Linked DNA regions of Mus musculus: regions 2, 3, 4, 5 and 6 are each linked to region 1. A link is a loop called in an ENCODE intact Hi-C map of the cell type or tissue named here. Cell type or tissue: heart. All regions are shown on one strand.

Region 1 (5,000 bases):
CTCTGCTGCTAGAGTAACCCTGTCTGTTGAGTTCATCATGGCTGCCAAGCTGACCAAGATCCAGAGCCTTCCTCTTTTTATAGGGGATTAAAAGGCCACATCTACTCGACTTTCCTTTTTTCTATTGTCCAAAAGACCGACATGGAAGACTACTACTAAGAATAACCTCTTCCGGTTAAGGTGGGAAATGGCCACCCCTGCCATGCAATGCTCTCCATCCCCAGCTGGTGGCGCTGCTCTGAGAGGTTGTAAAACCTTTGGAACTTTTGTGTGTGGCTGGGGTTAGGTAGGGGTGGTGATGAGGTTAGGGGTGGGCTTGAAGGTGATATCCCAGGAGCGCTAGCTCCTCCCCTCCCTCCCTCCCTCTCTCCTTCCTGATCTACCTAAGATGTGAACAAGACCCACGACCCAAGTTCCCATGGCCACCCAGGAAATCCTCTCAGCCAGGCTCATCTCTGCCGTGATGGATTGTTCTCGCTGACTCTATGAGCTAAAATAAGTCTCCCCTTCCCTAAGTTGCTTCTGGCAGGTGTTTTGTCACCGTGATGAGAAACTTCACTAATATACCTGTATTTCAAGGCAACTTGTTTTCTCAGTTCCTTTGGGTAAGATAATGATGCTTTCTGAAGGTCCCTACTCTCGTGGCATGGGGGAGGGCGGGTTGGGGGGGGAGAGTCTACCTATCCCTATCTACAGCACCCTGAGTTCTAGTGGACAGGGAACTCTAATCCAAGAAGGAGTCGCTGAAACCGTGGTGCTGGGAAGAATATACAGGGTCTTGAATTTTGTTCTGAAAATCCATAGGTTGCGGATCGCCTCGGCCTTGGCTCCTCTCTGCTCCCTCATTTCTCTTCTGAATGGTGTGATGTCTGGTTCTTTGGCTCACTGTTTCTGCCTTCTCAATGTCAGCTAAACAGCCGTGGGCGTGGGCTTCACAGCTGGGGGTGGAGCCTTGCAGCTTGAGCAGCAGCCCCCACAGACAGTGAAGGACTTGGGCGACTATGTGTGCTGGGAGTGGAAGCGTCCGTCTGTGCCTCCAGGGTGTCCCCACTGGTCCCTGATGCCACCCAGTGCTCATGGAACACACAGTCTGATCCTGTAATTGAACACTCTGTTCTAGCTCCTGTTATGCTAGAAACTGAAACAGAAAAAAAAATTTTTTTAACACAGTAACCACATCAAAAAGCTGACTCTGCCTGACCTATCCTGAGCTCTGTTTATATGGAAGGGAACAGAGGCTGGGCTCCGTGTCCAAGGCTGGGAGTAGAGAAGGGGGTAATCTTCTGTGATAGCAAACAGGCCCCCCATTACCTACTCCAGCCATTGTCTTCCTCCTGGACACAGTAGTGATGCGTCCCCTCTGTGATAAAGTTTCCCCGGCAAATAACACCCATTCGCTAACCATGGAGAGGTGGTCCTTGTGTGCCGTGGGCGTTTTCTTAGGAGAGGTACCATTTTACCCACTTACCTGCTGGGGGGGGGGGTGTTCTGGAGCAGCCAGGACTTCCTTCTCTTTTGAAGTGAATTCTGCTGCTGCTGTCTGCATCGGTCTAGGTTCAGAGGCAAACACAGGGAGAAAAGTCTTGCCTAAGGACTAATCCTAATGGTGGAGGGAGATGGGATCTAAATAAAGGAGGAGACCCAGCCTGTCCCCAGAGCATTGCAGGAGAGCTGTATCCTGTATCTGTAAGTCCAAGCGAAAGGGTGGGGGTGGCATTGGGAGCAGAGTGGGGTGCAGAGCCTGAAAAAGGCACACAGACCCTCCTGGTGGGGTACCCACAGTAGCTTCACCTTCTGCATATCTCTCTCTGTGTGTGTGTGTGTGTGTGTGTATGTATGTGTGTGTGTGTGTGTGTGTGTGTGTTTCTAATGTGAAGGTTCACGTGTGTTTACATTTGAGTGACGGCCACAGGGCAACCTCAGCTGTCTACCCGCAGGTGCTGTCCACCTTGCTTTTTAAGAAAAGCTCTCTCATTGACCAAGTTGGTTAGACTGGCAGGTCAGACACCACCAGGAATCCACCTGTCTTTGCCTCCCTAGCACAGGGATTTCACATGAGCACCACCAGTCTGGCTTTCTGTGAGGCGGGTTCTCAGGGAGCGTATAAGACTCAGGAGCTCCAATGATTTATCCACTGAGCTCGCTTCCTAGCCCTCCTGTGACCTTCTAACTATTCTAGGGGCACCAAAAACAGGGGAATGGTGTCTGCAAGTGGCTTTTCCAGAAACAAGTTCCTCTCAGAGGGATAAAAAGAAAACTACCTTTCTGTGGTTGCATAGGCTGATTCCCCGCCCTACCCGCCATGCTCTCTCTTTTCCAGATGGATGGAGGCAGGCTGGATGAGAGCTTCGGGGATAAGGACTCCCCTTAACCACATGAGCATGGAAGACAGCCCACAAAGACAGGAGAGCACCCTCCCTTTCTTCATCCTATCCCGGGGATAAAGCGTCTAGATTTGTAAGGACACACTTGCCTGTTCAGAAGGTCTGCTCTTAGGATGAGCACAAATGCTATTTGGAACCTGAGCAGCAGCTAGCTCAGACTCTTGCAGTTACAAGTCTGGGCACTGGACCCAAATGGAGAAATCCACCAAGGTTTCAGACGTTGGTACCCACACGAACTCCAGCCCAAGGGCACAGACAGTGTCTCTGCTCCGATTGCTGGCTAAGAAGCAATTGCTGCAAAACTGACTCTCAGGCCCCCTCTGTGAGCAAGCCCTGTAACAACACCCTAAAGAACAGCTGTTTCTGATGGGATGGGCAGGGCCTGAGCTCTCAAGCGTGTAGTTCAGAGTCTGGGGCTTGGGGGTAGAGAGGCAGAATCTGGGTTTCTCAGAGATGGGAGGGGCGTGGCCACCTAAGGGGGAGAGATCTAGGCTGCTTATCCCCAAAGCCACTCCTCAGTCAAAAACTCAGTCGGATAACAAGCCCTAGGCCCGGACTAGGTTCAGACTGCCAGGGAGAAAGACAAAAGCAGGGTTTGAAGTGGACGAATGTAAAGCTGAAGACAGGCAGGCTAGGTTTTTCGTCTATTTCCACTAAATGCTCAAAGCTGTTCTTCCAAGGCAGGTGAGGAGAGAACAGTAGAGCGATGAGAGGTGTTCAGTGCCTGCGTCCATAGCGATGAGAAGAGGCTTGGGGACTGGAGAAGATGAGGCAGAGCTCTCGAAGTCAGTGAGATGCCTGAAGGGCAATGACCAGAACTGGAAGACCACAGGGGTGTGTCTCCGAAGACCTGGGCCCTGGAGGCATGAAGAGAAAAGCTGGCAAAGGTGACGGGCCTCAACCCTTCCTTTTCCAGCCGAAATACCAACCTTGCAAGACTGATTTTTTTTCCCAGCAGGCTCAGTGCCAGGGACTACACCGTCTTTTAGGAAACCCACGGAACTGTTTTAATTTCTTTTAAAATCAGGGGAAAAATTAAATGAACTTTTAAATGAAAGAAAATGTTTTAATATGTAGTAATATATTTGTTTTTACGCCAACACAGCCGCAAAATATTACTTTTAATATTTTTAATAGAGAAAAGAGCCCACGGAGGTAGAGGCGTCTGTTGCCTGTAAGTACAACTGTTAAAGGGGTCTTCCAGCTCCTGGCCTTCCCACACTAGAAGGTACATTCTGCTCCCTTCCCTGGGCCACGAGGGAGGACCCCTCTGGCTCTCTCCTTTGTGTCTCTGCTGCTAATGTGCCTTTAAAGGGGGAGCTCAGAAGAAGAAGAAGAAACAAAGAACGCACGAGTTTGGCACCAACTTCACTTTCTCAGCCTTCTGCAAGTCCCAGGCTTCCCCTTTATCTTGCTCTCCGCCCTGAGCGTTTCCAGACTTTTAAAGAGTCTGACCTGGGAAGGAAAAACTGGAATCAACCGGTTGACACCCCCCCCCCCCCCAACACACACACACACCCTTCCCAAACTGTTCTGCCTGGTCGAATCCAGAGGGGTACTGGGGGCTTCATCCTATGGGAGACTGGGATAAGGCCTTCTAGGGAGGAGTGAGGGTGGGCTGAAGCTAGAAGACCGGGCCAGAGAGAGCGGCTCGCTTGCAGCCCGCGCTACTGCCCTCCGGTGGGTCCCGGAGACGCCAGGCGTCCGCGGCCGCGCACACGGATTGGGTTTCTGCGGGGCTCGCTCCCGGGCCTGGCTCGGGGCCGCCGCCGCCCCCTCCCTGCGCGCAGGCTGCGCTCCAGTCGCGGCCACGGGGTAGCGCTCGGCCCCCCTCTCCGCGTCTCCGCCTCCGCCGCGCTCGTCTCCGGCTCCCGCTGCCCCCGCAGCTCCAGCTCGGCGCAGGCAGACTCTCAGGCTCGGCAGCAGAGCAGCTCTGAGGACGCTGAGCCCGGGCAGCCCAGAGCTCCAGGCTCTGCGAGGCAGCTGCTGCCGAGGTGGGCGAGCAGCAGGCGCGGCCGAGGCGCGGGAGCAGCCGTGGAGACTCGGGTCCCCGCGCCGGGCGAAAACGCCGGGGGGCCGAGGCGGCGCCGAAACCCCGGATCCCAAAGCTGCCGGCAGGGCTTTCCCGGTGCGGCTCGCGCCGAGCTCCATCCCGGGTGCGGCGGAGAGCAGGACCCGCCGGTCTCCTCCTCAGGATCGCCCGCAAGAGGCGCGGTGCCCAGGCGCTGGCTGGAACCTGGGCCGCCCAGCCGGGTACCCGAACCGGGCATCCATCCCTGCCCGCAGCTGGCGCAGACATGGGCGCACGGGGCTGCGCGCCGGGCCGTGGGACCCGCAAAGTTTGCTAGCCGGAGGTGCTCAGAGCCTAGGGCGAGCCCCGCACCGAAGCCCCAGGGGAGGTACCCCCGAAATCACTGAATTGGGCACGAGGACCGTGGAGCTGAGAAGGGTGGCTCGGCCCCGCTTAGATGCCTTCTGCAAAGTTAGAAGAGAAGAAAACTTCGGCTCCGGGGAGATTCGGACCGTTATGCTAACCGCGCCCCCCGAGCCCTGCGCCCCTTCTAAAAGACACCCGGCGCCCGCGCCTGCTACTGTGCTCCGCTTACATCAAGTCCC
Region 2 (5,000 bases), 200 kb after region 1:
TCTGCTCTCTCTGTCTCTGTCTCTGTCTCTGTGTCTCCCAGGCCAGACCCAAGACCCCCTATGTCCCACTGTAAGAGGTCTATCTGTCCCAACCTGGTAGAATCTTTATCCATCTGCCTGTCTGTCTACCGATCTACCTGTGTATATCTCTCTCTGTGTCACGCCTCCCCTGCACTGCCCCGCCACACCCTATATCCATCCATCACCTCCTCAGCTTCCCTGAAGGTGACTCTCTCCAGAAGCATCCTGTCCTGTGCTGAGGTACCCCTCATCACCTTGTCAGCTTGTGTCCTGCCTCCTCTCCCCAGCCCAAGTGCATCTGCCCCCAGGCCATGGCTAGCTGGCTGCAAGCAGCCACAGCAGACAGATTGTGGCCTCATCGGGTGAAGGACAGACATGGCGGTGGGTGGAGGCATGGCAGAAAGGATGATAGAAAGGGTACTGCTGCCCTGTGAGCCTGTGAGCCCCAGCCTGTCACCAAGTCCCAGCTCAGCCTGTCACTTAACACTTAACTCATTTAACATGTCCAGAGATGGGTGGGCGGCTGAGACCTTCCAATGCTGGAGCATTTAGGGCCAGCATCAAGGTTTCATCTGATAACCCATAAAACCCTATGTCACCTCAGGGGAGCGCATCTTGGCCAGTGGCTCTGTCCAGCTGCCTCGATTCACACTGCTGGAATCTGGCAGCCTGCTCATTAGCCCAACCCACATCTCGGACGCCGGCACCTACACTTGTTTGGCCACCAACTCTCGGGGAGTAGACGAGGCGTCAGCAGACCTGGTGGTGTGGGGTGAGTGACCATCCGTAGGGGTGGGTCGCCAGCATCTGTACTCCCATACTGTGTTGCTGACACAACCAAGGCTCTTCCTGTCACAGGGATGATGACAAATTAACTCAGAAGCCAGGAACCAGGAGGAGGTGGCCCTGCCAGCAAGGCCACTGGATGGAGAGGTCATGCCATGCTCAGCTGAGTCCAGAGAACTATAAAAAAGCTGTCTTATGTATTTTAGGGCAGAATCAACACAGGGCCAGAGAGTAAATATTTTTGGCTCTGCGGGCTAGACAGTGTCCATCAGGGTCCCTCTCCTACCCTTGTGCTGCTGAGAAAGCAGCCAAGACATTAGTGGCATGGTGGTGAGGCCCATTGAGGTGAGCTTGTCTGTTCAGTATGCCACCCACCATTATCAGCCTGGAGAGAAGCCAGCAGATCTCTCAAGCCTTTTCCACTTGAGGTGTGCACCCCAGACATGCAGGTTTATGGACATACCTCTCCAGGCTGAGCCCTAGGGCCTCGAGTGAGTAGTTGCCTGTCACCAGGAAGCTGGCCTGGTGGCTCTGGTCACTCTCAGTTTGCAATTTTCATTCTTTCTATGGCACCGAGTCCACACCGTGTTTGTGGCTTCAGAGAATCACAGTGTCCCTGGGACAGTTTGTCCTTTCCACTCTCCTGGGACTTTTTTGTGACATAAACCTGTCAACATATGAGGTCATCGCTCAACATCTCCCAGCATCCAGATGTGCAGCTCCAGCGTGTCCCTCCCCCGCCAACTATGGTGTCAGCCCAACCTCCCTGTTCACTAAACATATCCCTGTCTTACAGCCCGGACACGCATCACTAAGCCACCCCAGGACCAGAGTGTCATCAAGGGCACCCAGGCCTCCATGGTGTGTGGAGTGACCCACGATCCCAGAGTGACTGTCAGGTACTCCATGCAAAGTGGGAAGGGACGCTTATAAGACAGGATGGCAGCATCGGGGAGTTGATGCCGTCTGTAAGGCCTCACCTGGGGGGCTATGTCCAGAGCTGGATACAGGGCGAGATGGAGAAGAGGCTTGGTGCCTAAGGACCATGCTGTGTGAACCGTGTTGATGCAGAGTCCTGAGGCAGGAGATGGTAGACAGAGAAATAGAGCAAGGAGGAGGACTCAGGGGTGGGGGGATGACTCAGAGCTAAGAACACCTATGTGTTAACCACGAGGACCCGAGTTCAAATCCCCATATTCCAAAGCAGGGCACAGCTGCATAAATACCTCTAACCCTAGCTGTGTGGAGAGGCAGAGACAGGAGGGATGGAGCTTGCCCCAGACTTCTGAGGTTCAATGAGAGACACTGTCTACGAGTACGGAAAGAAATTACAGACAGGACGCCTGGCATCCTCCTCTGGCCTCACACGCTTAGCACGCAGATATGCACTTCACCATACACATATTGTGCACATATACTAGACAGGAAGAAAAGGGGCAGCAAGAGAGGAGGGAGACGAAGAGGGAAGGGAAAAGGGTGTTTAGGATAAAGAGGTAGAAGACCCCTGCCGCGTGCTCCCCACTTTTTAAACCCCCTAACTAACCTCGTGTGAATGAATTAGTTTAAGCTCCTATTGTAAGGTCTTCAGGTCTTATTTTAATATTCATAGTGGAGCTGTCTGGGCAAGAAGACACAGAGGTGATCACGGGGCTAAGACAGGACAGGGGATGACCCCGTCAGAGGGCATGTAAAGGAAAAGCTTAAACAGAAGTTACCTCCTGCCCCTGTGGGAAAGCCAGGACCAAGAGCTCAGTGTGGGTCTAAAGCAAGTGTCTCGCCTGGGCGTCTGTGGACCAAAGCTCCACAGACCCAACCTCAAACAAGGACGCCCAGGGTACTCCCAAACCATAAGAAGATCTGGGAGCCGCAAGACGGAGGGGTGTGTTGTGTCCCTTTGTGCTCTCCGGAGAGCTCCAGAGGCTGGGAGTCAGCATAACTGCTCCTTCAGAAGATTCCAGCATGTTGCTGTCTAGCTAATGAGTAGTAACACTGTCCCACAATTGCCACAGAGGCCAAGAGGCCACGAGGGGCGGGCACTCCTGCCTCCAGCAGACATGGCCTCCCTAAGCCTCACAGTGGTGTCCTGGGGCGCCACCTGGTGGTCACTAGACAGAGGACAGTCTGCCAATCAGTATAATAGAGTTCTGAGGAACCAGGATTGCAGGACTCCAGGCCTGCCCAGGCTGAGAAACGCTTCATGAAGTGTTCAACATTGACCTTTGGGGCGTTGTAACATGCCAGCAGGGACAAACATGAGCCCTGAAATCACACAGAGGTAGTCAGAATGTTGGCAGACTGACTTCAGGATCCTGGCTTTATCAGATTTTTCTCTAAAAGAAAAAAAAAAAAATTAATAGAGCAATTGTGAAAGTGCCCTCAGAGAGAAGCCATCCCCTGAGTCACAGTCTCGATGACATACTAGTGTCCTTTCTCTAGTTCTCAACTATGTTCTGCTAGTTGAAAAACTCCCAAATAGCCACTATGTTATGTCAGCAGCTGTTTCCATTGCTTGTGTGTATGCGTGCATTTGTGTGCCTGCATGTACATATGTATACATGTATGTGCATATGTGCATGCATGTGTGTATGTGCATATGTGTGTACAGGTGTGTGCATGTGTGTGTACATGTGTGTGTGTGCGTGTGTGTGTGTGTGTGTGTGTGTGTGTGTGTGTGTGCACACGCACAGGCAAGAGGCAGACATCAAGTATCTCTTCTCTATCAATCACCAAGAGTCTCTCACTGAACCTGGAGCTCACAGATTTGCCCAAGGCCAGCCCTTTGTCTCTGCTCCCAGCCTGCACTCCTTGGGCAGTGGCAGCCCCTGCTGCCATCTGCAGCCTCAAGATTACATAGGGGTAGGGGACACAATGCTCAGTATTTTTAAAGCCGCCCAGTGGTTCTGATATTCTCCCAGAAACAGGATATTCTAACTACAAAGTACAACGGGGTCCCCTGAGCAGACTAGAAAGGGAGAAGCCAACGGCTCACATTTAAGTATTGGACGCTCAAATCCCAAGCAATGTGCTGTCAAGACAAAGCCAGGCCCCAGGGGTGAGGCCCAGACAGCTGCAGGCTGCCCGCCATTCTCAAAGAATCTATTTGGTATCTGGATCCAAATCTAGACAGGACACGAACAATCCACTTTGAGACATTATTAATATTAATAAATACTTTTTATACTTTTACCATGTAATGAATTTATTACATTGCAAGAGGAAAATTCAGATCAAGAAAAAAAAGACTAGCAGAAAAACCCATGTACAGTTAACCATTCCCCTTAATTTGACACCATCAGTAATGATATTTGAGTTCCATTAAAGAAGCCAGACACACTCTAGTCTCTAATCCTTTTCCCTTGCGGACCTACTGTGCCCCCTGTGCCATGTCAATAAATATGTTTGCATCAACTCAATTACTGGATTGCTTAGAGTCCACTGTCTGAGGGAAACAGTTTACCAGTTCACAGTGACTGCATTCTTTTCATTATTATTTCTAAATTTTTGCTAATATGAGAAATCTCATTACAAGTATCCTGGTAATCAAATTCTGTACACATCTCTGATTTGCTAAAGATTGGCTGATGTTATCTGGAGCCAAAAGGGTTCCTGAAAATAATGCCAAGAATGTGATATGGGTAGAGGGGTGTGTGTGTATGTGTGTGCGTGCTCTCACGCGCGCACGCCTGGCTTTTTTAGATAGGCTCTTATTATGTAGCCCAAGGTGGGTTGAAACTTGTAGCCACTCTCCTGCCCCAGCTTCCCAAGTGATAACATTACAGACATGAGCCACCAAGTCTGGCTACGTATATATTTTTGTTTACTTTTGAAAGAAACCACTCAAGCCAGGAATGATAGCACACACCTTTAATCCCAGCACTCAGGAGGCAGACGCAAACAGATCTCTGTGAGTCTGGAGCCAGCCTGAACTACATAGCAAGTTCCAGGCCATCCAGAGCTACATACTGAGACCCTGTCAAGAAAAGGGGGGTGGGGAGGGAAGCAAACACCCAAGTGTCTTTCAGAGGCATGGTACACATCTTGGAAGAGGGGATATTGCCCTGGCAGGCACTGAGTGATGTTGGACATTCTATTAGTTGTGGTATAGTTCTTGTTGCTGTTCTGAAGTAGTTTGTTTGTGTGTGTGTGTGTGTGTGTGTGTGTGTGTGTGTGTGTGTGTGTGTGTGTGTGTGTGT
Region 3 (5,000 bases), 570 kb before region 1:
TTGGCCTGCAATATCAGAAGTGGATTTTGTCTCTCTCCTAGAGGCCTGAGGTCTGAGATTCAGCTGTCAGCAGGTCTGAGCTTCCTGATGGGGCTGGGGGGTGGGGGTGGGGGGATAGTGAGGGGGGTGTGGGTGGGGTGGGGACCCTTCCTTGATTCTCTGAGCTTTTGGTGGCCCTGGCTTGTTGCTCAGTTCTCTGCCTCCAGGAAAACATGGCCACCTTCCCTCCCGCTGCCCTGATATAAGGACTGTGGCTGGATCTAGTGCCACACTGACTCGAGACGAGCTCCTCTTGCCCCATATCCACAGAACACCCACAAACTCTCCTCTCAAATGGGAGTTCATCTGAGGATCTGAGTGAACATGCATTTTGGGGGACACAGTCACCTGCTCCCTTCTACATCTTTCCTCTCTTCCTGGTCACATACCCTCTCTCCGTTGGGAAACTATCCCTCCCCCAGTCCACATGAGGCAGGTGGGCTGGTAATTGTAGTGGGTTTTCTCCTGTCCCCCTGGCCACAGGGTAAGACGTGTAACCTCTCTGAACAATCACATGTGTCGTCCCAGGCTGTAGGAGTGGCTCTGAGGGGAATGGGGTCTGAGCTGGCCAGGCAGACTCACCCTAGGGCTTTGGATATTTCCCAGGAGAGTTGAAGCAAAAGGGGACTGGGAGGTGGGGCGACATCACTCCAGTGAGCAGAGAGCCTTGAGGGATCTTGCTGTAGGGTCTCGCTGTAGGGTCTGTGGCCACCTCCCCTACTGCCTCAAGAAAGAAACTGGGGCTGGATGTAGTGGTGCATGCCTTTAATTCCAGCACAGAGGCAGGGAGATCTCTGTGAGTTCAAGGCCAGCCTAGTTTACATAGTGAGTTCCAGGACAGCCAAGGCTATATGGTGAGAGACCTTGACTTGAAACCGAACGAAACCAAAACCAAAATTAACAAGAAAGCAAGCTGGTAGTTGGGGTGTAGGAAGAGGTCATCTGTGGTCATTGCAGTGGGCAGATAGGAGCAGAAGGATGGGAGGGGGCGGGGAACCTGAAGAGCCATGAAGGGAAATCCAACGTGTGCTTGTGTTTCTTGCCTCAGAGGCCAGGTCTGGCTAACCATCTAGGGAATGATGAGCGCCCATCAGTGGGCGTGTATGAGGAGGGCTGGGGTGTCCAGCCATGGGGAACATTCTTCGAAGAGTTTCCACTCTGGGTAGGTACTGTACTAGATTAATGTCTCCAATAAGCACACACCAGGCCCCTCCTGTGTGCTGGGTCCCAGGGTTGTAGGGCTGTGTAGAGAAAAGACAATATTGAGGTAATGTAGGTCAGTTGGAGGCAAGGAGGCTCAAGAGGTGGACTTTGCTCCGGAGATGCTGGGCGGGAGGGTGGAAGGAAGCCCAATGCAGCGAGGGAGGCAGCTCCTCACGCTTACACAGCAGGTGCTTGGAAGCATTTGTTGAATAAATGAATTTAGATTATTTTATGGTTCACTTGCTTATGTCTGCCAGTGACTCACGCTGTGCACATCCTTCCTTTTGTGCAGCCTTCCCCAGCACACAGATACACAGGCACACACGTACACACATACACACGAGCACGCACACACACGTACACGCGCGTGCGCGCGCGCACGCACACACACACGCACACGCACACGCACACGCACACGCACACACACACGCACACGCACACACACACACACGCACACGCACTGTACACTGTTGATTGCCCAGTGCTTTGCCTGGCACCTGGAGCGCTGAGTAAGCAGCTGTGGTCCACATGCCTGCAAGGCTGTCAGATGGATGATTGGCAGCTGGTGGGGAAAACAGCCTTGCTCACTTTACTGTCTGCTTCCCCCCCCCCCCCCGCCCCCTCGGTGGTGCTGAGCTGGAAGCGCTGCGTGGCTTCTGGCACATGGGCTTAAACTCAGCACCTAATGACTCACTTTGTGGATTATCCACGGCCTGTTTCATTTATGACATCTCTCTTTTCAACGGTAAGCTTCTGGGATACATTTAGCAAGAACCAGGCATACGTGACCATTTTAACAGGGGTTCGTGACTCTCATAGTACTTGGGGAGCCTGGGGGCTTTTCAGAAGGGGGAGGGATGAAAACATCAAAGAGAAGCATGAGGTGGGGGCTGGGGCTGGGGTTTCTTTGCTGTTTAGAAAGTCCTGAGGCATGGGAGGGGTCAGCTCTTGCAGCCACGGACCCTATTCTTGGAAGGCAAGTCGTTGCTGCAGGTCCCACATTCAGCCACTAGATGTCAGTGTTTCTTAACAGACGGAGCTGGGGATGGCCTCTTGCAAGGGAAGTTCTAACTGGTGGTAAGTGCCTGCGGGGTGAGTGTGGATGCCACTGTCTATTTAAGAGTTTCCGTATATTTTATGTAGTGAGTCGTCTGAGGATCCCTGGAGTTCAGAACCACATTACCTCCATCCAGTCCAACTGCAGACAACTGTGTGTGTGTGTGTGTGTGTGTGTGTGTGTGTGTACGTGACATTGTCAGCAAGGAGAGGGTGGAGCTGGGCAATCAGGCTTTAGGAGCCTTTTTGCTTCCTGGCTGAGAGAAAGGAAAGACAATGTCAGATGTGGAGGGAGGGGAGAGGAGAAAGACAGCCAAAAGCTGGGGAGAACCCACCTCACATAGCATCACAGCATGGGCCACATCGACACCCTGGAACACTTCCGTGTGCCCCAAGCTTCACTCCTGGTAGAGCTTTGTGTGTTCCAGAGGCTCCCAGAAAATGTACCAAATGGAGGTTGTAGAGATGGAGGCAGAAGAGGGACATTGGAGTAAGAAGAATGATGGAGGCCCCCAGTATACTCATCAGAGGATGAGGAACAGAGCCCAATCCCCACCCCACACCCCAACACTTACTTTCCTCCCGGCTCTTCAGTGCAAGAGTTAGGAATCTTCAAATGTAAGGCAGGGATTGGCTCTTGAGCCCCCAAGGGCAGTCCTAGAAATGTCTCCACTCAGGGTGGTGACGGCTACGGGCCCCTATTGCAGTACGGTGGCCGGAGATCACAAGCTTCAGGCTTTACACAGAGATAAGAGAGGTTATCTGCTGCCTCCCCTGGTTGCTTCCCCACAGAGTCTCAAGTTCCGTCATTAGAGACTGTGATTTATTTAGGTCAGGCCCTGGCTCCCCCTAGGAATTTTACATAGTTTCTTGCATGTAATAGACTGTTCAGTAAATATTTGTCAACCAAAGACTCCATTAAAATAAAATACCCTGAGGATGGGTAAACCATTTTCCTTTGCTAACACTTCGCTGTGAATTAGCTGATCACTCTAACTAGTGTCCTAACGAGGTTTCTGAGGGCCGGTAGTTCCAATGGGAAGTTCTCAGGCAGGGAGAGAGGCCTAGTCTGGGCAAATGTCTAGGGGGGAGATGGGACCTGATGGGGAGCAAGGGCAGCTGTGCTGAAGGTCAACACAAGGACATTGGAGTGCTTGCTGCCGGTGACGAGGATAGCTCTTCCCTCTGGAGACTCTCAAGTGATTTCCCTGGGAGAGAGTCTAAGTCCTCTCCAAGGATGGGTATGGAACTGCTTTCTGCTCTGGGCAACTCTCGACACCCCAGTCCCAGGACCCTTGGATGCTTCAGCCTGACTGTTCCTTGAAACCTAATAGTGAGGTCACGTTAATTAAGCCACCAGCGTCACCTTTGCCCCAGCCCCAGCCCACATCTTTGCTAGGTTAATGCTGACGAGTTATTCACCTTGAACGGACCTACCACAGGGAGCCTGTGGTGAAGGGGAGATGGGACTGGCATCATTCTAACCTCCCCAGGGTGACCCAGCATCCACCCACACACATTTGGACCTTGTCTAATGAAAGCAAGAACAAATGCATGACTTCACCTATGTTCTAACTTTAACTCATCGCTGTAACAGAACACGACCAAAAGCCACGTTAGGAGTAAAGGGTTTATTTGGCTCCCAATTCCAGGTCACAATCCATCACTGAGGGAAGCCAAGGTGGGAACTCAGGACAGGATCCTGAAGGCAGGACTCACAGAGGAAAGCTGCTTGCTGGCTTGCTGACTTCCAAGCTCCTGCTTAACTGTCTTTCTCTACTTTAGTACTTCTTTCTTTCTTTCTTTCTTTCTTTCTTTCTTTCTTTCTTTCTTTCTTTCTTTCTTTCATCTATCTATCTATCTATCTATCTATCTATCTATCTATCTATCTATCTCTCCATGCATCCATGCATCCATCCACCCACCCACCCATCCACCCATCCATCTATCTACCTACCTATGAGACAGGGTTTCATTATGTAGCCCTTGGCTGGCCTGGAACTCACTATATAGATCAGCTTGCCTCAAACTCATAGAGATCCACCTGCCTCTGCTTCCCCAGTGCTGAGATTAAATGCTTTTTTCAATTATTCCCGGCACTCGCTGGCTCTCTTACACAGCCCAGGACCACCTACATAGAGAATGGTGCTGCCCACCATTCTAATTGATTAATTTTAACTAACTTCAGCATTAGTTAATAATCAAGACAAATCCCCACAGACATAATCCTGGAAATCCATCAGTTGAGACTCCCTTCTCAGGTGACTCTAGGCCGTGTTTACAGTTAAAGGTAATTAGAAGTGTTGGGCAGTTTTATGTCAACTTGACAGAGGCTAAAGTCATTGGAAGGAGGGAGCCTCAATTGAGAAAATGCCTCCTTAAGATCAGGCTACAGAAAAGCCTGCAGGACATTTTCTCAATAAGTGATCGATGTGGGAGGTCCCAGCCCACTGTGGGTGGTGCCATCCCCTAGGCTGGTGGTCCTGGGTTCTATAAGAAAGCAGCTGAGCAAGCCCCAGGGAGCAAGCCAGGAAGCCAAATAATCTCTTTTCTCTCCAAGTTTTGCTTTGGTCATGGTGTTTTATCACCGCAATCCTAACCCTAACGAAGACACTGGGACACTCTGTAAGAGAGACTTCATGTCTCCTAGCAGCCATTCCATTTACCTTTGAGTGACAGCCATGGCACTGAGGTTTCTGTGG
Region 4 (5,000 bases), 360 kb after region 1:
GTGCCCCAGAAGTCCAGCCTTATCTGAGCCTAAGCTGTCGGCTTCTCTGAACCCTAAGAAAATACAACCAAGGCTGGATATGGTGGGGCACCCCTCTAATCTCGGCACTAGGGAGGCTAAGGCAGGAGAATCCGGGATTCAAGGCCAGTCTCAGCTACAGAGGAGTTCAAGGTTAGGCTGCACTACAGGAGACCTTGTCTAACAACAAGAAAGGAAATAAAAATTAGCATTCAAGTATGGTGGTGCACACCTTTAGCCCCAGCACTCAGGAGGCAGGCAGATCTCTTGAGTTTGAGGCCACAGTAAGTTTCAGGACATCCAGGGCTCCACAGTCAAACCCTGTTTCAAAACGAAGCCAACAAGGAGCTGGAGAGCTGGTTCAGTGTTCAAAGCACTTGTTATTCTTCCAGAGAACCTGCATTTGGTTCCCGGAACTCACAAGGCAGCCCACAACTGCCAGTCACTCCGGGGCGGATCTGATGCCCTCTTCTGGACCCCTCGCCTGCCACACACATTATGCACACACAACATGCAAGCAAAACACCCAGACACACACACACACAAATCCTTCAAGAAACAAGAAATAAAAATAAATAAAGGCTGCAGAGCCAAGCCCGTGTCAAGCCTGCGGCCTGTTAGTCTCAGTGACAGTTACCACAAAGGGAAAGCAATAGGATCCTGTTCCCCACTCCAGGCCTGGCCAGTCAACCCCCAGATGACTGTCAGGAATAGCCTTGAACGGAGCACCTCTCAGTCTCTGTTGGGCCCAGGCCAGGCCAGGCCTCCCCAAAGGAGATGTGTTTGGTACTGCCACTTGGAATGCTCACCGGTACCCCCCCCCCCCCCGGCCCCGACCCCCGCCATCTTCTTCCTACTCGCCTGCTCTTTATAACTTTTATTTTAGATGAAAATGTCATGGTAACTCCCAAAGGGGAAATCCTGCATCACTTGTTGGAAAGAGAAGGTCACTGTGTAAATAAAGCCACGAGGTTTAGAAGTCTGGGCCCTAAAATTACCTTGTGTGGTCAGGTCTCCTCCAGCCTCTGTCGGGGCCAGGTCCTGGGCTCGCTCTTACCACCCCTTTCATTCTGTCCCTCCCTCCTCCCCCTCCCTCCTCCCCATGGTGATTTCTCTAGCCTCCTTCCTTGGCTCCAGTGAACTTACCCACTTGAGAGCAGCTTCTTGATCAACCTGTGTTTAATATAAACCTAACTGGCTCATTTCACCTGTGGAGAACTAATTTATCAGATGGGGCTGTGTGTTATATTTCATAACACTGGGTACCTTGAAGGGGCAAAGTCTTTCTCAGGGCAGGGGAAGTTCGTCCCAGTCCAGCGTTCTAGACTGCCTTCTCCAAGGAGCCAGCCAGTGCCTCTGGCAGTTCATGAGGGTGCCTGAATGTCTTTCTAGAATAAACAGACGAAGTTTATCTGGAGGCTGGTCCCCATAAGTCACTGCCTAAAGCATTTTCACTTAGAAAGATCCCTTTAATCTTTCATCCCTGAGTCCCCGGGTTTGATGAGCAGATGTGGTCCTGCATGGGACCACTTTTGCATGCAAGTAATTATTTATGCGCAGATGTGCAAGCTCACCATCGTGATTTGCAATCTAAGGTTTTGCTCTCAACAGTGGGTGAATACCTCTAATATTACAAAAAGCAGCCGGGCGTGGTGGCGCACGCCTTTAATCCCAGCACTCGGGAGGCAGAGGCAGGCGGATTTCTGAGTTCGAGGCCAGCCTGGTCTACAGAGCGAGTTCCAGGACAGCCAGGGCTACACAGAGAAACCCTGTCTCGAAAAACCAAAAAAAAAAAAAAACAAACAAAAAAAAACAAAAAAAACTTATATGACTTATATGCTAGGTGGTACATGCCTTTAATCCTGGAACCTAGGAGGCAGTTGTCCTTAAAATATCATATGTGTGTATGTGTGTGTGTATCATCCCTCACACCTCCAGTACCCCCACTTGCTATGCAGACCAGGCTGCCCTCAAACTCAAGAGATTTGTCAGCTTCTGCCTCCCAAGGGCTGGAATTAGACTCTAGAGGAGTGTACCACCATGCTCTGCTTCGGTGTCTATTCTAAAAATACTACTGAACTGCAAGTGGTCTTGGGAGATGTGTAGCGTACACGAGGAGACCAACTGAAAGGGGTTGACCCCATGATGCAGCATCTATCTATAGTTGGCATCTGTGGTGGACTGAGACTTGGTGGAGATCCCGCTGTTTTGGAGTCAGTTAACTTCTGTAAGCAACACCTTACCCACGCTCTGTAAATAAGCTCAACAAACTCACGGGCATGCACATGTGCACGCACATACATTGTTGAGGCCTGGCAGCGCAGGAAAGAACATTTAGTAACTGTCAGGACTGAAAGGAGTAAAGGCCTGTGCAAAAGATGGGAGTGCAGGCTGGAGTGTTGCTGCCACCTGCTGGCCAAGATCTGGAACAGCAATGTGCAGCCCAGCAGGACAGACTGGTAGTTTTGAGTCCAGAAACACTAAGATGGCCTAGGATGTGCCAGTAAGCCCTTTTGTGAAAGGAGACAGGACAGATCACAGTCCTCTTCTGATCTAACTTAAGATCCTTGTTTGGCAGTTGCAGGCGGCCCGTGCCTCCAAGGCTGCCTCCTTGTAGAAATGCAGCTGACCAAGGCTTGGTTCACCGCATAGACACAGCCCAGCCCAAGCTCACCCCTAACGCAGTCCTTCTGAAAGGTTCCCTGGGGCCCAAATAGAACCTCTACTCTGTCCACGGTACTTTCTGCAAAACACCCCTGCCCTTCCTGGGACTCTGAAATGGTAGCGTGTTTCTAGTTGAGATAGATGACCAGAAGGTAACTTCCCCTTTCAGTGTTAGAGGCCTTCCAAAGATGGTGACAGGGGGAAGACAATTCCATGGCAGGGTCAAGGTAAATCAGGGCGGGGCTGTGGAAGTGTGAACCTGGTTATAGACAAAAGACCGATGGGCTTTTCAGGGAACTGCAGCAACAAGGAATGCCTGTTCCTGCACTTGAAGCCAGTTCTCAAGCTCCAGGACTGCCCGTGGTATAACCAAGGGTTCTGCAAGGAAGGTAAGAGCTTGCGAGACAGGGATAGGATGCCCGAGGGATGCGGGTGTTCCCGATGGAGATGCTCAGCAAGCAAGGAGTAACATTCCCCATGAAACTGGGCCATATAACTACCCCAGTGGAACGCCTTTCTGAGGTTGTCCGAGGCTTGTATGCCGGTGGAGAAATCTGAGACATTGGGAGACTCAGCCTGGTGTCGGCATGACAGGCTTCTCAGGGAAGGCTGTGAGATTCACACCCTATTCTCAGCGGGTGGATGTAGGACCTTGGCTGAGAAGACTAGTAGAAAGTCTAGTCCATGAGAGACACAGCTCCCAGGTGCTGAATGCCACCTAAATTCCACCCTTTCCCTGTCTCCCTCTCTTCCTGCAAACTTGGAAGGTTGTGTTCCCATGGGTCTCTGGGTCTTATCATATGTGTCCCGTGGGCCTCCGGGTGAGCGTCTTAGCACTGGGTTGGGAGTGGCTTGAGCATGCTCGCCATTCAGTACCTGCTTTATGCTGGGGGAAGGCAAACTGTGGGGATGGAACCCAGGGCCTGGAGCATGGTCCACCTGTGCTTTACCATCGAACCACATGTCCAGCCCTTACCTGAGCCAAGGTCTCTGCCCCATCTGTCTCTGGCTTCAGGGACATCAGCAATGTCCCTTACCCACCCCGTCTCCAGTGGAGAGCCTGCTACAGCCTGAGCTTTTCCTCATAGCTATTCGTGTATTCTTCCCTCTGGGTGAAGCAGACCCTCGCGGCCATTTGCTCTTTGTCTAGTAGGTCCCCTGTGTAAATACCGCCATGTTCATCAAGTACTGTGTCCCAACTACTTCACCGGCTTCTGCCCCGAGGGACCTCAGTGCCAATTTGGGCAGTAAGTATGATCCTTCTAGTCTCCAATCCACCGGAGTGCTGGCCCCTACCTTCTGGATCTAGATCCTGACATGATGTGATTCCCTTTGCCCTTGGTGGGAGGTCATCTAGCAAGTGTCTCCCTAGGGATTTTCGCTGCTGCCCCACCCTGGAGGTCTGGGTCCTGTTGGCTGAGTGGGCTCCAGCCTTCCCTGTTAACATGCATGTACTCTCAGGAAGGGGTGCAGGTGGGGGTGGGAGCAGGGCTAGCAGGCTATGGCCCACTCTAACACACACACTCGCGCCACCCCCTCCTATGTCTCCCTCTCCTCCCCTCAGCCCTAAGATGAGTCCTCCGTTCCATCCCAGTAATGTGAAGGTAAGTTAGCGCTCTGCTGTTCACATGAGGGCCTCTCTCTTTTGGCTCCCATACCTGTCTGTGCTTCCTCGAGCTATACTAGTCTCAGGAGACCCCACTCTTACACCATGCACCTGCATGCGGTAGCTCCTCTCAGCCTCTCTCAGCCCATGATGTCTGCACCTGGAAGGGTCACCCAGAGAGGCCTGCCTTCCTTTCTTTTCTTTAGCTGGGTAACACGGGGATGCTTTCTTTCTTCCTTGTTATTTTTATTTCTTTGTGTATATATATGTACATGCACACTTGCCACCGTGAATGTCTGCAAGTCAGAGGACACCTTGGAACAATTGGTTCTCTGCCGTCTGGGTCCTGAAGGTAGAACCCAGGCCGTCAGGCTCCCCTGCAACCGCTCTTACCAACCGAGCCATCTTGGCATCCCACACCAGTGGGGTTCACTGACAAACAAATCAGGACACAGTCCAAAGCCAGCTTTCTGAATGAAAACTATGACGAGTCATATATTTTCCTGGTCCCGAGGGGGAGACATCTTATCCCCATGGTTACCACGCATCAGTGAGAATTCACTTCAAGGCTCAGCAGGCTAATCATGCTCTCCGGACCACACCTCAGTGAACCACGGGTCCTCACTAGCCAGGCAGGTGTTCCAGAGCTACAGACGAGCATCCTAGCCTCTCTATGCTTGTTTGCTCTCCCTCCCTCCCTCCCTCTTCCCTC
Region 5 (5,000 bases), 120 kb before region 1:
CCCACTTCCCCTACCTCTCTCTCTATTGCCCCCTCCCCTCTCCCATCTTTGTTCAGAATGAACTCCTTAAATGCAAGAGTGGAGGTCCTGTGCATCTGGTGGAGACACACTTTACAGCCTCCTGCCCTCTCCTGCTGGCCCAGTTCTTTGCCCATCAAACTGTTCCTCCCTTTAACTCCCAAAAGAGTCATGCCCAAATACCAGGTCCTGCTTCTCACTGATCCGAGGCCACCCTTAGCATAGCATAACTGTTTGGGGACACATTTTCCTTCCTGTCCCCAATGAAGCTCCAAATCAAGGGTAGAGTTCATGGTCTAATTGAACAATAGCTCCAGGGCTGGATACTGAGCTGATGCAGATCAGTTGTGAATACATAAGGGATGACAGCCCCGCCCCACCCAGCCCCGCCCCACCCAGCCCCACCCCGGCTGCCTCTAAGAGTCCTTCCTCCACCTCCTACTGACTTACTCACTCTACCATCTTGTCACAGCACTTACACTCTTAGGGCCCCTGGGATATCTATTAATCTGACTATATCCTGTCACCCTTCTGGGCCAAACCATTCTGCTGGCAGATCCCATGTGGGAAGAGAGTGAGCAGGGGAGGGTCCATTCCCCATCCTGAGGTTGTTGGTGGAAGACGTTCACAGGATTCCTCCTTCAGGTCCCTTCAGATGGCCCCCACTAACTTAGGGGTTACAGGGTACCTTTGACTGCAGGTCACCTTCCTGTGACTTGACTTACAGGTGCAGAACACCATGGGGTAGCATTTCTTTATCCTCTTTTTTTAGCCGATTCCCTCCCTGACTAGATTTACCTTCTGTCTCATGTCTGGATTTTAGAATGGGCTTGCATTTCCTGTACACACAGCGATGGCTGGGCATCCTGGAAGTGGGGCAGGCAGCTGAAGAACAGAGAAGCAAGGTTTCCACCTCACCCTACCGTACACATGCTTTGGACTTTGGAATCGAAGTTCAGGGGGCATCTTAGACCTGCCAGTTTGAGGACGGACTCAGTCAAGAGGCACAGCGGGGGCCCCTGTGCAGGATGCTCATACCGGGCTAAAGAGACGAGCACTCATGCGAGGTGGGATGTTACAAAGGTCCCTACATCTCTTGGTGCTACCCTTGAGAACCGGACCCAGGCCTACAAAGCTCCTCCAAACCCAGACAATAGAGTCCTTCAATGCCCAGCTTCAAAAATGGGGAGGTAATAAAGGTAACAGGTGGACGGACAGTCCCTTACAACCTTCCGCTTCTGACTGAACAGATCAACACAGTTTGGCCCATTTCCCCCCTCATCTACATTCCTAAACAGCTCTAGAAGAGCCTGAGCCCCTCCCCCTCCCCTTCCCCCCTCCCCTTCCCCCCTCCCTTCATCCTCCTTCCCTCCCCACAACCATCTGCCCAAGGTTCATCACGATGTCCTGGGGTCCTATCTCATTTGCCTTCTTGGAAACACCCTGTTACCCTTCAGCAATGATGCGAGAGAGCTGGGCTCTGGCTAACTTCGGTCGCCTAGCAACCCTAACAGACAGACAGCCTGGCCAGTCACCGTTGGCCGTTGATATCCACCTGCTTCCTGAAGCTAGAGGGAGCCACAAATCAAGTGCTGCCCCACCCGGCCTCCACTCTCCCTGCCACCAACACCTGACCTTCTTCAAGCCCCTAAAGAGGCAGCTGGGTGACCACTGCTTCTCACCTCGCCCTTTGCCCTCCACCTGAGACCCATTCTGCAGCTTAATCTGTGACATTTAACATAAATAGTTTTCTATTCCCAGCTGACCTTTAATAGCTTTTATCATCAACTGCGGTTCCTGGCAGCCGTACAAAAGCTGCTATCTGTTGCCTCCGTCCCTCCCAACAGAATACCCAAGGAGCCCCTAGCTTTCTCCATGTGAAGCCTGGGGGCCCCTGGAGATGTCTGCTGAGCCTGGAGCTTGCCACTCTCCACCAGGAAATATCGTTCTGTGTTTCAATTAGAATTAGCGGGGAAGCCAGTTATTAAGTGGTTAGTTATTAGGGTAATAGAGACACTCCACATTAACAGGGGCAGCTGCTCGCTTTCCTCTAATGGCCACTTCCAGCCCTGAATCCCTCCCCGATGCTCTATTGTAAATGTGCAGAATGGAAATGGGAGGGAGCAGGTCAGAAAGGGGTGGGTTCTGAGGCTCCTCCTCCCTACTGCGCCCCTCCCACGTGGATAGCATCCCCGAGAAGTGAGGTGCAGAGGTCACTTCAGCCATTCCAAAGTGTGTCTTCACACCCTCAGAAGCAGAAGTCACTGTCTGGGCTGGCGGCCACTTCCTCCGACCCACTCTGAGTCTCTCTCCTCATAAATGGACTCTGTCACCACTGGACACCTCTCTCAGGGGTTTGGGCTATTTTCGCTGTTTTGGGGTGGAACCCCAGTCTTGCCTATGTTACCATGGTACCGTGGAACTGCACCGGGCTCCCAAGGTTTGGGTTTTGCCAAAGGTTCTGGAGACTCTGAAGGTTCAGAGAAGTGACCAAGGGCCCACAAGCTTGAAGACAAGAGAGCTGGGCTCTGGCTCCATTCAGCCAGATGACTCCAGGTAAGTCACATGACCTCTAGGGGGCAGTGTACAAGTCTCTCCTCGGATACATAGGTTTGGTCTCCTTCCCAGCCACCGTTTTACCCCAGGGCACCCAAAGTGCATGGCTTTCATTGTAGAAGCAAGTCAGAGAAGATGGTCTACAGCCATGGTAGCAAATTCAGTTAGGGCCCATCAGTATCAGCAGTGGGCCTGGCATCCTGGTCCTACTTCACTGATGCCCAGAGATCTGTTAGTGGAGATGCTCTCAGAATCTGCTCTCCTCCAGGAGTAGGCTAGATAAGAGTAACTCTGCAGACGACTATCTGAGCTTATCCTGTGGGTTCCAATCTTGTGCACCACATGACCCCAGACATCACGGAGCCCTTGACCCTTGGCTTTCCCATTCAATTATAACATCATGGGGATCAGTAGCCAATACAATGTAAGCACCTGCCCAGGGCTGCAAGAAGGGAGCTCCGTCCAGGCTGTGATTGTCAGTGCCGCTGTTAGAAAGAGAAATGGCAGCCCAGGGTAGCATCCTTCTCTGTGCACCCTGATAAATAATTGAGAAGGGAGAGGAGAAGAGGGAGACTAGAGAAGCAGGAATAAGCAAGGATAGAATGGAACAGCTAGGAAGGGAAGGGGTGTGGAGGGAGGGAGGGGAAAGGGGAGTAGCTCTATGTAAGAGAGGAGAAGAAATGGAGTGGAAGAGGAAGAGGGAGAGGAGGAAGGAGAGGAGGGAGAGGAGGAAGAGGGACAAAGAAAGGAGAAGGAAGAGGAGGGGGGGAGAGGAGGATGGAGAGAAAGAGAAAGAAGGAAAGAAGGAAGAGGAGGAGGGAGGAAAAGAGGAGAGAAGAGGGAGGGCCCCGGATCTAGAGGAACACTGGGTGGGAGCTGGGGAAGCCAACACCAGGAGAAGGGTTTAATTTGTTTTCTTCTGCTCAGCTGTGCCAACAAAAAAGCAAATGAACCCGAGGAGCCCAGACAAGGTAGCTGAGACAAGATGCTGACATGCAGCTTGGACCCAGGGAAAATTATCTTCCTAACTTCTACCTTGGTACCATAATCGCACTCTGGTTCTTGAGGTGGGGGGTGTCCTGGAGAGCCCCTGGGTTTGATTCCTTTAATCTTTGACACCGCCTGTCACGACGGAGTGTGTAATTAGGACGCACTGTACCTTCCCAGCAGCCCAAGCTGCCTGGCAAGAGGCGAGCCTCTGCTGCTAGAGCCACAGCAGTGGACTGGCCGCACTCTTAATTGGCTGATAAACCTTTCTAGGAATTTGTCCAGTTTCCCCAGGGATGGAGCTATGGCTGGACCACGGCAGGGATTGTTCTTCTCAGAAAGCACCAAAACATAGCCTCAGTGTGCTCCGAAGGTGGGGGATCTACAGCGATGTTGTTTTAGGGGTACAGGGTCTTGAGTAAACCCTGGCCTCCTACTCAGTGGCCTGAAAATGTGTACACATGTTCCTCAGAGCCTCTCAGTATAGCTGGATCAACCCGAGTTGCTCACACATCTGAACCTCCGTCCTTGCTTGGCCCACCCATCTCATTGTGCTCGACTCTGAACAGCATGCTGCAACCCCAAAAGCACCAGAAGAGACGGACTTGCCAGGGTAGAAAAAAAGACTCTTGTTTTCTACACCAGGTAGCCAGAAAGGGCTGAGGGAGGCTCCGAGGAGATGGGAAAGCAGAAGATGATGCAGGTGATACAGGTGATGCAGGTGATGCAGGGATGATTAGGAGGCTACCGCCTCTTTACAGAAGGGACTCAGGGAAACTGGATCACCTGTTTAGAGTCCAGATGGTATGGAAATGGGTCACTGTTGTTTACTGCAGATCCCATTATGAAGGTATATTCACTGCTACCAAAAGGGGAGCTATTCCTCCCTCGCCCTGGAACCCAACCTCTTTTTCCATGTACAGGTCTATTCCTTCTGACCAGTACTGACCCAAAAGCCTACAGGCGTAGGCAGGGATGTTCCTCTCCTCTGGGCCACTCTGTTCAACAGGCCCTTTGCATTAAAAGCTTACAAAGAGCCTGTGCCCATTCACCCATCAGCTGGAGCATCAGACCTCAGCTCTGAAGTGTGGGGCCAGCCAGAGGAGTAGGGGTGGGGGGCTGATTCTAAAACGTGACTATGAGTAGGGACTCTAGCCTATGCTGGGAGTCCAGCAGTGCCCTGCTAGGGTTGGGAGTCCTGAGCAAGGGCAGGACACCCTCTCAAGGGGATGTAGGACTCTCGAGGTCTCTATAGCATTGTGCCAATCAGTGAAGCTCTGCATAAATCAGACCAGCCTCACACAAATCCCAGCTTCCTCATAGTGCCGAATGACCACTGGCCTGTGTGACACTCCTGACCTTGCTCAGGTCTCTTCTCTTAAATGCAAAGTGACAACTGAAGGGATATTTGAATTCTAGTCAGGATTGTCATGAGCACT
Region 6 (5,000 bases), 130 kb before region 1:
TGTGTGTGTGTACATTCCTTGCATGAAAGCAAGTGTGCATAAGTGGATGATTTTGCCAGAGATGCCGAAGTAGGGGGAGACAGAAGAAGGGGTGGGGCAGTTAGATAGTTGGATCCAAAGGAGCTCAGAGACTCTTGGCTCATCCCTCTTCAAAAAGATCCAGCGAATTCCAGCAGTCCAGAGGGAGCAGGCATACAAAGGAACACAAAGCCTGCAGGGATGCTGGAGACAGGCCCTTTGCAAAGCAATCTATGGACACAGCATTTATTTTCTAGGAAGATTCTAGAAGAGGTGAGGCTGTATTTCAGACAACAGAGGAATTCAAGTTCATGACCTTCACTGCCCCTGCAGAGCAAGGGTCCCCTTCCATCCTTGTAGCAGCTGGTGGCCATTCTCTGCCCCCCCCTTCACTCCCCTCCCCATCAACCTTTATTATTGGGGTTTTCCACTGAGACCTAGACATCCATAGGTTTGTACCTTTCTGCTGACCCTGATCATCACAATGGTGTGTGTGTGTGTGTGTGTGTGTGTGTGTGTATCAGAGAACAGTGTCCCAGTGCCACTGCCTCGAGGCACCTTCCAGGCATTTTCTCCTGTCCTTAGAGATCGTAGCATTGAGGTGCATCCTCCAACCACTCAGACTGTTATCGATGGAGCCTTGGGGGACAGTGGTGGTGGGAAGGCAGGCAACAGGGTGGTGGTATGAATGGGTCCCTGAGCACCTGGGTAAACGGGGGGCATAGATGGAAAGAAAGCAGATCCCATCATTCTGTGGACATGAAGGAAGAAGAAATCAAGACATTCTGTTACACAGGCCCCATGCAGGAACATTTATAAGATGGTTGGCTTCTCTATCTAGAATGGAGGACAGGTGGTCTGGGAGAGGGACTCTCACCCGGATGCATGTCCATCCCTCCACTTACCATCTAAAAGGTGCACATAACAGGGCATGGGAATGGAGGGTCTTAGCTTGGGGACTGAGTTCAAGCCCCTTGGTTGCTTCCTGACCCTATTCTCACTTCAATGCTCTCTTGAACAACCAGGCCACTCAAGATTGCATGGATTCAGTTTCCTTTTGGAGAATTTTGAAAAGCTTTACTACACATATTTGTGTGTGTCAGTGTGCATACCAGCATCTGCATGTGGAGGTCAGAGGACAACAGGCAGGAGTCAGTTCTCCTATGTGGCTCCAGGGGATCGAACTCAGGGAGTAAGTCTTGTCTGCAAGCATCTTTACCCACTGAGCCAGCTCTCCAGCCCATCCTCAGGGGATTATGAGAAGGAAGGCAGTTAGCCAGCCCAAGAAATGTGAGAAGAGCTCCTGCAGCTGCCTCACTGAAGCTTGTCTTCATAGGGCTGAGTTACTCTCATATCCCCAGCTCATCAAAAACACCCCAGTGGGGCCCCTGCCATCCTCCCTCCTGCCATCACCCATAAGATCACAGGACGAGATAGGTGGAGGGACCGGCAAAGCAAACCGTCAGGGTCAGGGCGAGCTCCTCAGTAACTTCTTATTTATTGGCCTCCTCCAGTCTCGCGGTTGCTGGTTGTGCTCAATATTTTATTCTTGTTGTACCTGCTCCGAAGCGGAGCTGCGGGCAGTTTTGATAAATGGATTGAAAGGAAGTTTTGTCTGGTTTTGCTGAAGCTTCTGTAAGTGCCTCTGGATCTTGGGCTGAAATGATATTTCCCCAGCTTCCTGCTGTGATCTCGCTCCCGGGCGGCTCTTCTCCTCCCCGCTCTCCCTGGGCACTCTGCCTCCCAACCCCCATGCACGCATGCACATACACGTGCAAGGAGGCACAGATCTGTATACTCACTCAGGACCACTCAAGGTACCAGTGTGGAAGGGAGCAGAGTGTGTGTCCCTATGGACCGGCAAGCCCATACTACAGTCTTGTGCACAGACATGCCCTCGGTGCACACGAAGGCAGACACACATGCTGTCCTCTCTGAGTTCAGCCAGCCCGATCTGCAGGGAAGCCCTTGATGAGCATGGGTAGAGATGAGCAGATCCCAAGAAGGAAGAAGCCTGGAACTCTGATGATCTCTGCTGGAGCCCTGCCCCCAGCTGCTGGATTCCTCCAGCCTTCCTCCTCCGCCTGCCTGCAGGCCTTGGAGGCCCCACTGGGCCAGCTGGAAGCTTTATCCAACCACATCTGAAACAGCTCAGGAGCTGTGCCTGGCCGCCAGCCGTTTCCATAAATAACTTGCTGAGCCTGGCTCCTTGCCCTTCTGGTGATGTCATTGGCGTGGGCCCAGTGATGAAGTCATAGGCTTCCCTTCCCTGAGCCCTCCCTTTGGGTGGAGCGAGACACCCCTTCTTCCCCCTTCACAGAACCATTACTGAGAAATTTCACCTGTCTGTCCTCACCTCTTCCTGTTCCCACCACTCCAGGTATTGGATACAGGCTTTCCACCATCTGGACCAACTAACTGTGATGGTGCCAGACAGCATCTTGTCTCCCCATTGTCAGTTACTGAGCCGCCTCCCAACTTTGCCATCTCCTTGGATATTGTTTCCAGGTAACAACAGACTTTTAAGTTTCAAGGGTGGCAGAGAAAGGTTGGCATCTTGATGATGCTCTACACAAGCTTCTCCAGCTGTGTGACATCAGACAAAATACCTCACCTCTCTGTGCCTCTGTTTTCTCATCTTTAAACTGAAGACAGTAAAGAAAGCTATCCCAGGACTGCCTAAGTCTTCCGTGGGCTCACAGAGCTTGAAGTGTCGATACACTGGACAGGCCCGTCATATGAACCACATTTCCACAAGCGCCTAGTTTTGTATGTTTTCTGCTCTGTGACTGCGGTCTTCTCTGTGGTGTTCATGTCTGGAGCCAGGGAGCCATCTCAGTCTCCTTGACACATTTCTTGCTATGTAGCCAAGGATAACCTGGAACTTCTGACCCTTCCACCTCGAGAATGCTGGAACTGCAGGTGTGAGCAGACGCTGGAAGAACCAGGGGAGGGGGGCACGGTGGGAACTGGTGGGAGCAGCTCTGAGGTGCTCAAGCCCCACCTGCCCTCACCCTCTGGACAGAAGGAAGTGACCTTCCTCCTCAGACAATCTCAAGGAAGTCCGGGATTGTTCTTATTTTCTATAGGAAGAAACTGAGGCAGGCTGGAGAGATGGCTCAGGCAGTGAAGGCTTGCCATGTAAGCAGGAGAACTTTAGTTCAATGCCCAGAACCTACAAAACTACAAAGAACCCAGCTCAGTGTCATGTTCTCTTAATCCCAACACTGGGGAGATGGAGTTAAGTAGAACCCTTCTGGAGGCCCATTGGCCACCCAGCCTAGGCTAACCAGCAAGCCCTGGGCCAAACAGAAGCTGTCTCAAAACCAGGAGCTAGCTTGGCCATTAAAGGCCAAGGTGTCCCTCTGTCCTCTCCCTTCTTCTCTCTTCTCTTACCTCTCCCCCACCTCTCTCTCTCACACACACACACCACACACACACACACACACACACACACACACACGAGAGAGAGAGAGAGAGAGAGAGAGAGAGAGAGGTGGAGGCAGAGAGATCAAACATCTTACTACCAGGACAAACAACAACGGCATCCTAAGACACCCATGGACCTGCCCAGAACCCTTGCCTGATTTCCAGATGTGTGCGCTGGAAGAGTTCACAGGAGACTGTGTCTTTGAACTCGGTGGCAGAGGTGAGCCTTGGCTTCTGTGTCCCATGCGGTGGCCACGGAGCCCCAGGAACTGGGTCAGCGAGATACACACCGGGTTTTGGTGATTTTGTATAGGAAAGGGAATGCAGGAGAGCTTATGAATAATTCCTTGGGATTCATTATGCGTTGAGTTGATAATGTTTTTCGTGTGTTGAGCCAACTAAGGGATGCTATTACCGATGGTTTCACCTGCTTCCTTTTGCTTTTATGAGCTGGTTATCAGAGATTTAAAACCACATGCGTGGATCCTATTAGATTTCTCTTGGGCGCCTCTATTCTGGTGCCTGACTGAGTTCTGAAGAGAGTTCACTGATCTTCCCATGCCTGGGTTCTGACCCAGTTAGCATAGTGCCTTCAAAACGAGGGCTGCTGCCTCCTGCCAAAGTAGCCACCCGTCCCTGCTCTGGGGTCATGAAGGGACAGTGCAGCTGAACAGGTATGACTGCTTGAGCTCCTCTTCCTGTGGGATCCAGAACCCTGAATTTGGCCTTCCATACTTGGGAGAGAACCTTAAGGTTGTCCAAGTACCACAAGAGTGCTAGGCCAGGAGTCAAGGCCATACCTAGTGGCCTTACTGTCTAGATTCCATGCTATTCCTCACTGGCCCTGAAGCCTCCATTCACACGAGTCTTACTCATTCTTCAAAAATAAGTCACCTCCTCCAGGAAGCCTCCCCAGACTCTTCTTGTATATGTGTGTTGTGTTGTGTCAGTACATACATGTACTTGCGCATGTGACCCTGTGTGTGTATAAATGTCAGAGCCTTCCTTTATAGCTCTTTGCCAGGAACAGGGTCTCTTGCAGAACTGGAAACTTAGCCTTTTAGCTGGACTGCTTGGCCACTTAGCCCTCAGGATCTACCTGTATGTACCCTAAACAATGGTGGGATTACAGGTGCAAATAGAACTTAAAAATATATTTTTAAAAATGTATTATATTATTTTATGTGTTTGAGTGTTCACATGCTTGTCCCGGAGTCCACAGGGGCCAGAAGAGGGCATCGGATCCCTTCAAACTGGAGTTTACGGTTGTGAGCTACCATGCTGGGATTTGAACCGGTGTCCTCTGGAAAAGCAGCCAATTCTCTTAACCACTGAGCCCTCTAGCTCCCACATCCAGCTTTGTCTGTGGGTGTTGGGGGTTCAAACTCAGGTCCTTAGACCCCCATACCTGCAAAGCATGAGCTCTTACTGTGCTATCTAGTTCCCACAACACCTTACATCACCCTGGACCATCAGAATTTGTCAAAATGTCATTCAACCACAGACAAGGACCTTGTCTGAGGGAAATTGGTATATATACAAAATCTCCAAAA

What was found. Hi-C counts contacts between places; a loop is a spot of excess contacts. Peaks named below come from ENCODE experiments on the same cell type or tissue, not always from the same donor. Only the 100,000 strongest peaks of a DNase experiment are listed, where the experiment ranks them.
Region 2: it touches region 1 in a loop (6-fold over the local background); 15 of 42 quality-filtered maps call a loop at or near these places.
Region 3: it touches region 1 in a loop (4-fold over the local background); 11 of 42 quality-filtered maps call a loop at or near these places.
Region 4: a loop joins it to region 1, with 2.2 times the contacts of the local background. A loop is called at or near these places in 2 of 42 quality-filtered maps.
Region 5: a loop joins it to region 1, with 2.6 times the contacts of the local background. A loop is called at or near these places in 6 of 42 quality-filtered maps.
Region 6: a loop joins it to region 1, with 2.3 times the contacts of the local background. A loop is called at or near these places in 7 of 42 quality-filtered maps.

What each region holds. Positions count from the first base shown.
Region 1 is chr11:114,066,304-114,071,303 of GRCm38, reverse strand. It overlaps Sdk2 (sidekick cell adhesion molecule 2), which reads left to right and starts at 4,275. Exons shown (of 45, transcript NM_172800.3): 1 at 4,275-5,000. In heart, CTCF peaks have their summits at 233 (motif pointing right), 2,706 and 4,149; a DNase peak (open chromatin) is centred at 4,153; H3K4me3 peaks cover 1,453 bases; H3K27ac peaks cover 2,553 bases; H3K27me3 peaks cover 1,545 bases.
Region 2 is chr11:113,863,698-113,868,697 of GRCm38, reverse strand. Sdk2 (sidekick cell adhesion molecule 2) reads left to right here. Exons shown (of 45, transcript NM_172800.3): 11 at 626-793; 12 at 1,604-1,706. Among named protein-coding and RNA genes, the nearest start is that of Gm51930, 62 kb to the right of the region's middle. In heart, a CTCF peak has its summit at 2,904 (motif pointing left); a DNase peak (open chromatin) is centred at 2,847; H3K27ac peaks cover 354 bases.
Region 3 is chr11:114,633,779-114,638,778 of GRCm38, reverse strand. No RefSeq gene overlaps it. Among named protein-coding and RNA genes, the nearest start is that of Gm31781, 10 kb to the right of the region's middle. In heart, a CTCF peak has its summit at 2,239 (motif pointing right); a DNase peak (open chromatin) is centred at 2,218; H3K4me3 peaks cover 1,202 bases; H3K27ac peaks cover 921 bases; H3K27me3 peaks cover 2,022 bases.
Region 4 is chr11:113,701,342-113,706,341 of GRCm38, reverse strand. It overlaps Cpsf4l (cleavage and polyadenylation specific factor 4-like), which reads left to right. Exons shown (of 8, transcript NM_026682.2): 4 at 2,976-3,071; 5 at 3,833-3,929; 6 at 4,247-4,286. Among named protein-coding and RNA genes, the nearest start is that of Cpsf4l, 5.7 kb to the left of the region's middle. In heart, a CTCF peak has its summit at 2,432 (motif pointing left); a DNase peak (open chromatin) is centred at 2,431.
Region 5 is chr11:114,182,216-114,187,215 of GRCm38, reverse strand. 1700001J04Rik (RIKEN cDNA 1700001J04 gene) reads left to right here and starts at 467. Exons shown (of 3, transcript NR_166725.1): 1 at 467-745; 2 at 842-1,085; 3 at 1,476-1,778. In heart, CTCF peaks have their summits at 1,620 and 2,581 (motif pointing right); DNase peaks (open chromatin) are centred at 1,565 and 3,765.
Region 6 is chr11:114,195,698-114,200,697 of GRCm38, reverse strand. It overlaps 1700092K14Rik (RIKEN cDNA 1700092K14 gene), which reads right to left and starts at 2,440. Exons shown (of 3, transcript NR_045930.1): 1 at 2,375-2,440; 2 at 1,821-1,972; 3 at 1,499-1,675. In heart, a CTCF peak has its summit at 2,118; a DNase peak (open chromatin) is centred at 2,197; H3K4me3 peaks cover 752 bases; H3K27ac peaks cover 2,284 bases.